Linked DNA regions of Homo sapiens: region 1 is linked to region 2. The links are chromatin contacts, found by Hi-C or POLR2A ChIA-PET in ENCODE. All regions are on one chromosome and are shown on one strand. The core of a region is the stretch at or near the end of the contact, and the rest is flanking DNA. Distances in the headings are between cores, read along the strand shown. Region 1 overlaps LINC00607 (long intergenic non-protein coding RNA 607). Region 2 overlaps LINC00607 (long intergenic non-protein coding RNA 607).

Evidence for each region. A loop is a pair of places that touch in the nucleus more often than their neighbours do. ChIA-PET counts read pairs that join two places held with the same protein, here RNA polymerase II (POLR2A). Pooled maps may share reads with other maps.
Region 1: a loop to region 2 is called in a pooled map, with 2.0 times the contacts of the local background. The contact joins two enhancer-like sites. A Hi-C loop is called at or near these places in 1 of 168 maps with a recorded cell type or tissue (PC-3) and 1 of 50 pooled maps. POLR2A ChIA-PET finds 5 or more read pairs at or near these places in 2 of 52 experiments (HepG2 and IMR-90).

Annotation. Positions count from the first base shown.
Region 1 is chr2:215,809,862-215,814,711 of GRCh38, reverse strand. The region is part of intron 1 of LINC00607 (long intergenic non-protein coding RNA 607); the gene reads left to right. Among named protein-coding and RNA genes, the nearest start is that of LINC00607, 31 kb to the left of the region's middle. Within about 2 kb of position 2,936, at least 2 of the 41 ENCODE cell types and tissues checked have a DNase peak (open chromatin) inside an H3K27ac peak, as active enhancers do.
Region 2 is chr2:215,746,794-215,751,647 of GRCh38, reverse strand. LINC00607 (long intergenic non-protein coding RNA 607) reads left to right here. Exons shown (of 10, transcript NR_037195.1): 2 at 1,231-1,405; 3 at 4,254-4,344. Among named protein-coding and RNA genes, the nearest start is that of LINC01614, 31 kb to the right of the region's middle. Within about 2 kb of position 1,852, at least 11 of the 41 ENCODE cell types and tissues checked have a DNase peak (open chromatin) inside an H3K27ac peak, as active enhancers do.

The DNA of each region.
Region 1 (4,850 bases), core at 1,687-4,186, 62 kb before region 2:
CTTCATCATCTATTTATTAACGAATGTTAATATTAAGCATTTGTTCAGATATAGACCTGGTCTGAAGCCTTGGGTTTTAGCTGTCTACATCAGATATCATCTTCTTTTCGACCTGGCATTAACTTGAGCTGAGAGTCATCTTCCGGGGAAACATTCCACTCAGGAGATACAGCCTTTTTTGATGAGAAACATGGATCTAGGAGTCTATTTTTTCTCATTTAACAGCACGAGGTTTAGTAAGGGACACTTTGGAAGGGCCCTTCTACTTCGGTCAGAAACAGTCTTTTAAAATATGTCATTTCCAATAAACAAAATTCCCTGGTTAAAGACTGTGAGTCTTTAATTCTTCATTTCCTGAGAGGTCTCTAATAATCTTTTACTAGATTATAATTTTTAGTTAATTGTTTCATAAGGTAATAACAATAAGGGAACATGTCTCCCTTTACAATTAAGGAGTTACAATTCCATGGGGACAGATTCATAGGTTTGCCAGTTATAGCAACAACTGACATTTTCTAAATGAGACTGATCTTAGGTTAAGAAAAACCAATGGAAGAGACTTTGGCCATGGAATCTTTAAAACTTCTGTTATTTTTGCCAATTGAATCTTAATTATTCAATTTGTATGCTCCACCAATCTAAATGATTGGGGATGACACGCACAATGAAAGTGTTGGAGGAGAGGCCAACTTTTACATACTGACTGAATTTTCTGTCTGGTAAAATGAGTACCTCTGTCACTGTGGAGTTTTAAGGGAGCTCCCCAAGTCAGAATAATCTTTCCTGAAAGAATTTTACTTACTGCTAAGGCAGTCAGTCAGTCACTCTTCTACATGGATAGACTTCTAATCAATGAGAAAACATGCAAATAATCACTAGAACATAATGGTATCCTTGCAGTGGTGGCAGCTGAATAGAATCTAATTGTCGTACTTCATAGGGGCCTTCAGTTAAAGGCAAATGTCCTCGGGAACTGTGTAAAGGTTTCCCTAGATTATATTTTGAGCAGATACATGGCAGTGATTGTATACCTTGTGAGCTATAATCAGAGATGGTTTTTGAAAGTATTGTTTTCCCCAAGCAACCATTTCATCAAGGCTCCAATGAGTTGAATCACGTCTATAGGTTAAAAATGACGACTGTAATTCAGCAGGAAGCATAGGTAAATTATTTGGCCCACACCACACCTCATCTTTGGGAGAGTATGTTCTCCTTTTCGTCTTCCAATTTTCCTGTTCAGCTTCTGGAGCTCTGTACTTAGCTCATTTTTTGTCAAATTCAGGTGCTTCTTTAAAAGTTAATATAGGTTACTTTTCTTGTTTAGATGCATTTAGTGCAGCTCTTTTTGCTGCCTTATCAGCTAGCTGATTTCCTTTGCTTTCTGGAGTATCTGATTTGGGGTGATCTGGGATTTTAATAATGGGCAGTGATCTTGGTATAATAATAAGCCTTCTAGCAATTGTGAAATAAGGTGTCCAATTTTTACAGACTGGTCAGAAGTGGTTAAAAACCTTCTTTGTTTCCATAGCATTCCAAAATCATGAGCAACTCCAAAAGCAGATCTGCTGCTTGCATGAATATTAGCAGTTATTCCTTTTGCCAGTTGACAGGCCCTGATTAATGCTACCAGTTCTGCTTGTTGAGTGAATGTGGCTCCTGGAAGGCAATCACTTTCTATTTCTCCCATTAAAGATACTATAGCATAACCTGCACAATAAGTCCCAGATTCATCCTTTAAGTTAGATCCATCTGTAAACCAAACAACATCAGTGCTAGGAAGGGGAGTCTCCTGGAGGTCTGTCTGGGAGAGAGAAGCGGTTGGTTAAGATTTTGCAATCTTGTGCCCTCTCATCTGAAGCCAGAGGTAGAAGAGTGACAGGGTTTAGATGATTGGACCTAGAGATTGTAATGTGAAGGACAGAATTAGGGGGATGCTGACCTTTAACAGTCATCTATATCCTTAATCCCCTAGAAGTTCGCCTGTTCAATACATCGGTTCTACTTGCTTCTGGAGTCTCAATTACCTGAGCTCACCACAGCCTAACATTTGTTGCATATTAAAGCAGTTGTCTTTAATTCAGAAGTGGTTTTGGAGAGCTTTATGTCTTCTTCCTATAGGGAAAGAACTTTGTCAGAGCCTCTCTTGAAAAGGTCTAAGTACCATTGGAAGTAACTCTCCCAATTATTGTTTAATTTTAGAGCTGTTTTTCTAGTTGTGTGTGTAAATAAACTAATTTAGGTATTTCAAAAGTATCTCATTTTGGCCATTGTAGTTTGGTGTCTTCACGGGTTAAGACTATTTCTCTAGATATTGACAGGAGGTGGCCCCATAAGTATTGCCTAGGAATCCAACTGGAGTTTCCATAGGTTGATCTCTCCTTTCAGAAGGAAGATGTGGTTTTACATAGATAACTGCCCATAAATTAAGTTCTTTTTAAGCTGAAAGTGAAAGATGTTTTGGATGTGGTGTGCTGCCCAATGAGGATTACTCCTCAAGGTGTCACCTACGAGTTGCTTCTCCCCTCTTACACATCTTGGCAAAACCCATGAGTCCTGGGTGCTTAAGGCACAGGGAGAGCAGCCTTTCATGGGGCCCCCTGGGTTAAGCAAGATTCCCCCTGTGTTCTTCTTTGAGGATTGCCTATGGGACCATTGCACATCACAAGCAATGAGCTCAAACACTCCCACAGGAACCTAGTTGCCTAAGGTACATTTTGTCCAGGAAGAATAGTGTCCCTTATCTTCAGGATTTATCTTCATTCTGATTAAAAGCTTTTCCCTGGCTTTGGCCACTCAGAAGGGACTTTAGATATGTCAAATGAACCCAGCTTCCAAGTTTAGCCAGTTTTTTTTTTTTTTAATTACAAACTTTGCTTAAACCACAAAAAAATTCACTTCCTCTTTTCAGAGAGAGAAATGGTTTCCTTTCCTGACCATAGTGCGAATGAGAGCAAAGGCTGCACAAACTCTAATGCATAGTTCAACAAACAACTGTTAACCTAAATCTATAGGACAGGCACAGTAGCTCATGCCTGTAATCCCAGCACTTTGAGAGGATCACTTGAGGCTAAGTATTGGAGATGAGCCTGGGCAACATAATGAGACCCTGTCTCTACAGAAAGTAAGTTAGCCAGGCATGGTGGCCCTGCACCTACAGTCCCAGCTTCTCCTGAGGATGAGGTGGGAGGATTCTTTGAGCCTAGGAGTTTGAGGCTGCGGTGAGCCATGAGTGCACCACTGCACTCCAGCCTGTGCAACAGAGCAAGACTCTGTCTATAAAAAAAAGCAAGACTCTGTCTATAAAAACAAAACAAAACACAAAATAAACAAAACAAAACCTGCAAAGAGCAGAATCTCTAGAGAACAAAACCCAAAACCTTACCTGAAAAGCAGAGCTTTAATTCCAGCTCTATTGAGCGTGGAATTAGGTGGCTTGAATAAGGTCTGAATATCAACAAAAATCAGGGAGATTTGAACTTGAAGAGGAACCTCACCAGAGACTCCTCCTGGCTCTAGTGAGGTCGAGTGAACAAAAGTCATTCATGCTAATACCAGTGCCCTGACTGTTGTTGGTGAAATGGTGGGGATCACTGGCGGCTTGCTTTGGGTCCCATCTGGGTCACCAAAATGTCATCCTAAAATAATCAAAAGGGTCAAAATCTAGTTTAAAGTGTTCAAATGCAAAGTCTGAAGATAGCCACCTAGGAAGCACAGATTTCAAAGAATGGAAGTGAGTGTTCTGAAGTGTCGAATTAGTTTATCTTTGGCCAGTGGCAACCTATTCAAGTTGTCTTTTGAATCTTTTGAGCAATCTCAGTAATCTCTGAGAGCCTCCTCGTTGTCTAGTATGACAAAATGTTCTAGGCTCATCCTCTACTTTTCCTTTCTCAGACTTGGAATCAGCCATTTTTTCTTTTTCTTTTTTTCTTTTCCTTTTTTTTTTTTTTTTTTTTTTGAGACAGAGTCTCGCTCTGTCACTCAGGTTGGAGTGCAGTGGCAAGATCTTGGCTCACTGCAACCTCCACCTCCCAGGTTCAAGAGATTCTCCTGCCTCAGCCTCCTGAGTAGCTGGGATTACAGGTGCGCACCACCACGCCCGCTAATTTTTGTATTTTTAGTAGAGATGGGGGTTTCACCATGTTGGTCAGGCTGGTCTTGAACTCCTGACCTCGAGGAGGGTGATCCACCCACCTCGGCCTCCTAAAGTGCTGGGATTACAGGTGCATGATTGCTTTGATTTGGAAATGATGACTAGAAACAGCAATATGAGAATTAAGACTCCTCATTGCTCTTAGGTTGATCTTTTCAGAGGATAGAGGTAGGAAATATATATATATTTTTAAATAAAATACATCATGAATTTATATATATTCAAATATAGAATAGGACTTTTAACTCAATCTTCTGCATCTTACGTTTGTATTTCCTTTCTCTCATGACAAAAATCCTGGTTTCTGATGGCACCAAGACAATTACTTATTTGCTTAATCTCACAATGCACACGACAGTCTCAGAATAACAATACCTACCACTAGCTGCAGTGATTTGATAATTTTAAGATTTATTTGCAGTTCTTTTTGTCCACAGAGTATATCTCAATAGAAATTTATAGTCAGTTTACAATGTTTCAAAGTCATTTGGAATAGTTCCTCTATGTGGTTTTGCCATCCATCTGATACACAGTTGTATTTACTTGACTAATTTTGCTCTCAATTGTTAAGTATCTGATTTTGTTATGTTTAATTTTGTTTTATAATTATGCAAAGTATTTACACTGTACCAAATTCAAATATACAAAACAAGGTATATTCATAGAAGTATTGCTTTGACCCTGTCCCTTCTTTTTTTTT
Region 2 (4,854 bases), core at 603-3,102:
TAGAATCCTATGGATCCATGAATGAAAAAGGTGCAAAAATACGTTTTTGACTGCATGCAGGGCACCTCAGCTTTTGCTACATGGTATTCTTACAAAAGTAATTGAAAGCAGAGGAATGGTAAGGAATGAATCATCTTTTCATCTCCTGCTATGGAGTAACCAGTACTTACATTCTTTTTCCAACCGCTGGTGTTCCTGAATTGGTAAGGTAAAATGTTAACAAGTTGACTTTGAGACGGATGAATCAGCAGGGAAACTGTTGAATGAGTGAATCAATGAAGTGAAAAGTGAAATAGGGGTTTGTCAGCACCATCCAGGCAGCAGATGGATGGAATTTAAGAGGGGATGGCAGTGAGGACTGCCTGCACATTTTTCTTCTTCTCAGTATTAATAATTGAGAGTAGCTTAATCATCAAGTTCCCTCTCCAAGAGCTACATAAAGTGGGGAGTCCTTTTTAACTTTCTCATCTGTAGAAACAATGATTTTAATCAAAGTATTCAGAGTTAAATTCTGTAAGCCCTAAGCCCTGGACAGTGATGAAGGCCGTGGTCTATCAGGGAAGGTAGGAGTTGGCTGGATTAAGGGTAGGGAATTCTACATGAAAGGTACAAATGTGACTACAAATGTTACTACTAATCGCAAATGCTTACACAGCATTTGTTATGTGCCAAGCACTCTTCTAAGGGCTGTACATGAGAAAACCCAGAGTCAAAGCCACATCCTGCCAGGAGCTTTGAAGGTCCCCAAATGCAAAGGCGGCAGGGGTGAAGAATGGGAAAACTTGATTTACAGTATTTTTATTTTCTTTTCTGCATATTCTGGCAACCTACCCCACTAATCACATAGCGGTTAAATTGAAAACAAATGAGTTTATGTAGTCCAAATTCAGTAAAGGTAGATTACAAAAGGAAGAAGGGAAAAGTTTTTATTTCTTTTGTGGAGCTTGGTGACAAATTCTTTTGAGGCTTACACTACCTTCATGACAAGGTCTGATATGATCCTCTCTATTCTACAATTGCCTCCACTCCCTCTCCCTTCCCCTCTACCAGTTTCTTCAAGGACAGCTGAAATCTAGGAATGAACATGTTGATACACCTAATCCTGGGCCCTCATGGAAATATTCATTAAGAATAACCTTACCCTTTGCCAACTGCTAGATAAACCAGTTTCATCAGATGATGCACACTGGAGCCAGATAACTTCTAAAGACCCTTGCAAATCTGTTTCAGAATGCGTGACCTATCCAATCCTTCCTCTCATGGAAACACCAACTCATCCATGCCCTCTGTGCTGAAACTTCGTCTCAGCCTGCTGGAATCACCTGCACCCCATGGGAACTGTAGCCATATCTTCAGTCCTGTGAGCCCCCGTCATGGCCTGTCACAGGAGTAAATGAGGAGTAAGGTGAGAGAGGGCACTAAAGAGAGGATAACTAATCAATCAATCATCAATTTCGACCAAGCCTCTCCAGTTGTGCTTGGCTCCTCTGAGGTTAGGAGACATGAGGAAGGTGAATTTTCAGTTTCCATTTTGATTATTTTAGAAAATACTGAGCAAAACGGCAAGCACATCCTGGTGACCTTTGGGAGCTCTTTCTACATGGAGGGGCACAGGGGCAGCAGTGTTTGAGGACTGTTAGGTGGAACCTACAATTCTGCCTTCGTCCGCCTACATCTGATCTATATATTTAGTAACGATTCTGAGTCAGGAAGTTAGGAAAGTTTTCATGCACTTCATTTGTATCTGTATTTGGCTAAGTTTGTGAGTTGCTATGAGGAAATAAACAAACAAAAGCAGCTCTCCCTCTCCTCCGCCCCCACGCGCCACTCCATGCAGGACAAGGGCTCCAGGCTGATGACGGTGGCTCCGTTTCCCTGACTTACTTCATCCTCTCCTACAGCTCTTTCTGCTTGGAAGCTCAGGGGCTGAGCAGAGGCCCCAGGGCTGTGTCACTATGGAGAAGAAGGCTGCGAGATCGCAGTGTGAGCACTGACTCCCTGTCCCCACACCCCGGCTGCCTTGTTCTTCACCCCTGCCTGCAGCCTTAGCCCTGCTCCAGACTGTGGGACCAGACCTGTCCCTTGTTGGGAAACTGAGGAGTCCAGCAGCATTGGTTACACACTGATGAGCTGCCCTGCTCTGACCTCGTGCTCCAGTTCTGGTAACTGGGCTTCTGCTTTGACCTATGATCCCACTGGGTAGTGTTTTGTCACCCTGACTTGTGTCCCTGCCCTGAGTTTCAGTTTGTCTAAGCCTGAGGTCATTCCTCTGAACTTTAGCTCCTTAGCTAAACTCTGCTCACACCTGTCCCCTATTTTGACCATCCACTGGGCAGCCTGTTTAATGCTTTGTGTTCTGTTTTCTCCTTGGTGCTCAGCTGCTGGTACATCATGGCTCCACTTCCCTGAGGCTAACTCTCCTCAGATTTTGACCCCTGGGATCTACCCTGATTATTTGGTAACTGTACCTCTATTTTACTTAGGATTCTCCACTTAGGGATTTACTTAGGGTTACCACTGAATGGTAGAGCTTCAAGCCTGCTATTCCTATACGCCACTACTTACCTTGCCTTTGGAGATTTCTTTAAAAAAAAAAAATTGACTGCCGCTGCTATGTATTAATTGAGATTCATTTGATTAAAGGGGGAGAAACAGACTTTGTCCAGTTTAAGTAAAAAGAAAAATGTATTGAGAAGATCTGAGTTTAAAAACCAAACCTCAGCAGGGTAAGAAGTAGGGAGGCTCCAGAGACCTTAACTGTGGGAATATCTGGACTTTCCCTTTAGGATGCTCTGTGGCTCAGCTCCAGGACCCTCAGGTGCCGGTCCTCTGAACACAAATCTCCACATTTCCAGGAAAGACAATATGATTAGCCCGGCTTCATTTAGGCATTCAGCCCTGAAGAAAGTAGCCCTGGCTCATGTCACCAAGTAAAGACACGACCTCTGGAACTCACCTCACTGAATCGGGGCAAGTCCCTGGGAAGGGGCCAGGGATGTGAACTGAGAAGTTCACTCCAAGAGTCACACCAGGCATGATCATGCTGGCCTCAGATGACACGCCTCTCCTAGCATGCACCCCCAGCATGACCTTAGTTCCTCCAGCACAGCTGAAGCATTTTTAAAGGCTCTCACAGAAGGCTAGATTTTTAACAAAAACATCGAATAAAAGAGGAACATAAAATGAGAAATACACTTTGTAAAGTAAGATGCGTTAGTCTTCAGCTTGAGATATCTTACCGGATGCCTTCTTGTCTTCTTCAGGGCTGGGTTTGTGTGTCCAAAGCCATCTTTAAGCTTTGCTCCCAAGCCAACTGAGCCAACTCAAAGTTCAGAGGGAGAGAGAAAGGCTAGGAATTCTGTCCTATCTGGCTAAGGCCTGCCTTCAGAGTGCCGTTTTCCCACCTCCTCCTCAGATAAGTGTGACACTGGGACTAGCCTCTCTTTTCAGGAGTAAACCTCTTCCCTTTCTACAGGAGTATGGTCTGGCCTGATGTTTAAAAAAAAAAATACTCTATCAGGGCCGCTTGGGCGCAGCTCACATCTATAATCACAGCACTCTGGGAGGATGAGGCGGGAAGATTGCTTGAGCCCAGGAGTTTGAGACCAGTCTGGGCAACATATGGAGCTCCTGTCTCTATAAAAATAAAAAAAAAATTAGCTAGGTGTAGTGGCATGTGCCTGTAGTCCTGGCTACTTGGGAGGCTAAGGTGGGAGGATTGTGTGAGCCCAGGAGATCAAGGCTGCAGTGAGCTATGATTGCACCATTCCATTCCGGCCTGGATGACAGAGTGAGACTCTGTCTCTGAAAAATAAAAATAAAAACTAAAGCTCCATGCAGCCAATGAAAACATATATATATGTATATATACAGAGAGAGAGAGAAAGAGAGAGAGAGAATCTATCAGAGCACTACCTAGTAAGCCCAACCTAGTAGTCCCGCTATTTATCCACAGGATAGTCACATCTAGTAGCAGGAGATTGATTTATTCTATCACCCAAATGCTAGGACATCTGTGATTTTGGTCCCGGTCATCTCACTGTGGCTTACTGCCATGACTACTGTGTTATAATCTGATTCAGAGTCAACATACACTGACTGTATGTGGGTGATCTGCCAGGCTCCATGGGTAAACATTTATACCTGTGTTATTTAATTCATTATTTAACACAAGTCACATAAGATTCTCTTGGAGAAAGTGTGGTAGCCAAATCTGTTTGGTTAACACTGACTCATCTGCCTTTCTTTTGCAGGCCCAGAATACTCAGTACCTCTCAATGACCCTCAGACGCTGTAGGAAGAGGATTGGTTCACCTTTTAACCCAGAATTTCTCACATTGAATGGTTAGTGTAATCCTTTTCTGTCTAGTCATATTTTTGCTGAACTAGCTTTCAATGGAACACTTTTAAGGAAATGAGAATTTAATTTAATGTTGCCAGCATTTCTGTGAAGAAGGTGCCATTAGTCTCATTTCACAGATGGGAAGACAGAGCCCCACCTCAGAGTCCTCGTACAGCTTGGCCAAGTTCATTGCGTGGCTCTGTGGAGCTCTGATCTGGGTCCTCTGAGTCCAAATCTATGCTTTTTCTGCTGTGCCTGGATCTCCACAGGCTTTGAGACTTGCCAAATTCTGCTGTGTGCCAGATCTGGATGCTGATTATGTTTCATGCTTTTGTTTCACTATGAAACCCTAGGTTTGGGTTGCAAATCCCTAACCAGCCAGAGAGAAAGCACTAAAAGGTGACCTCCCTGGGTAACTTCCAAGGCCACATGCAAACTCCTCTCCTGTTTCCTCTCCTGCTGCCGGCTCCACACACCTCCAGTTATCTCCATTCTTCATTCTAACTTGGCAG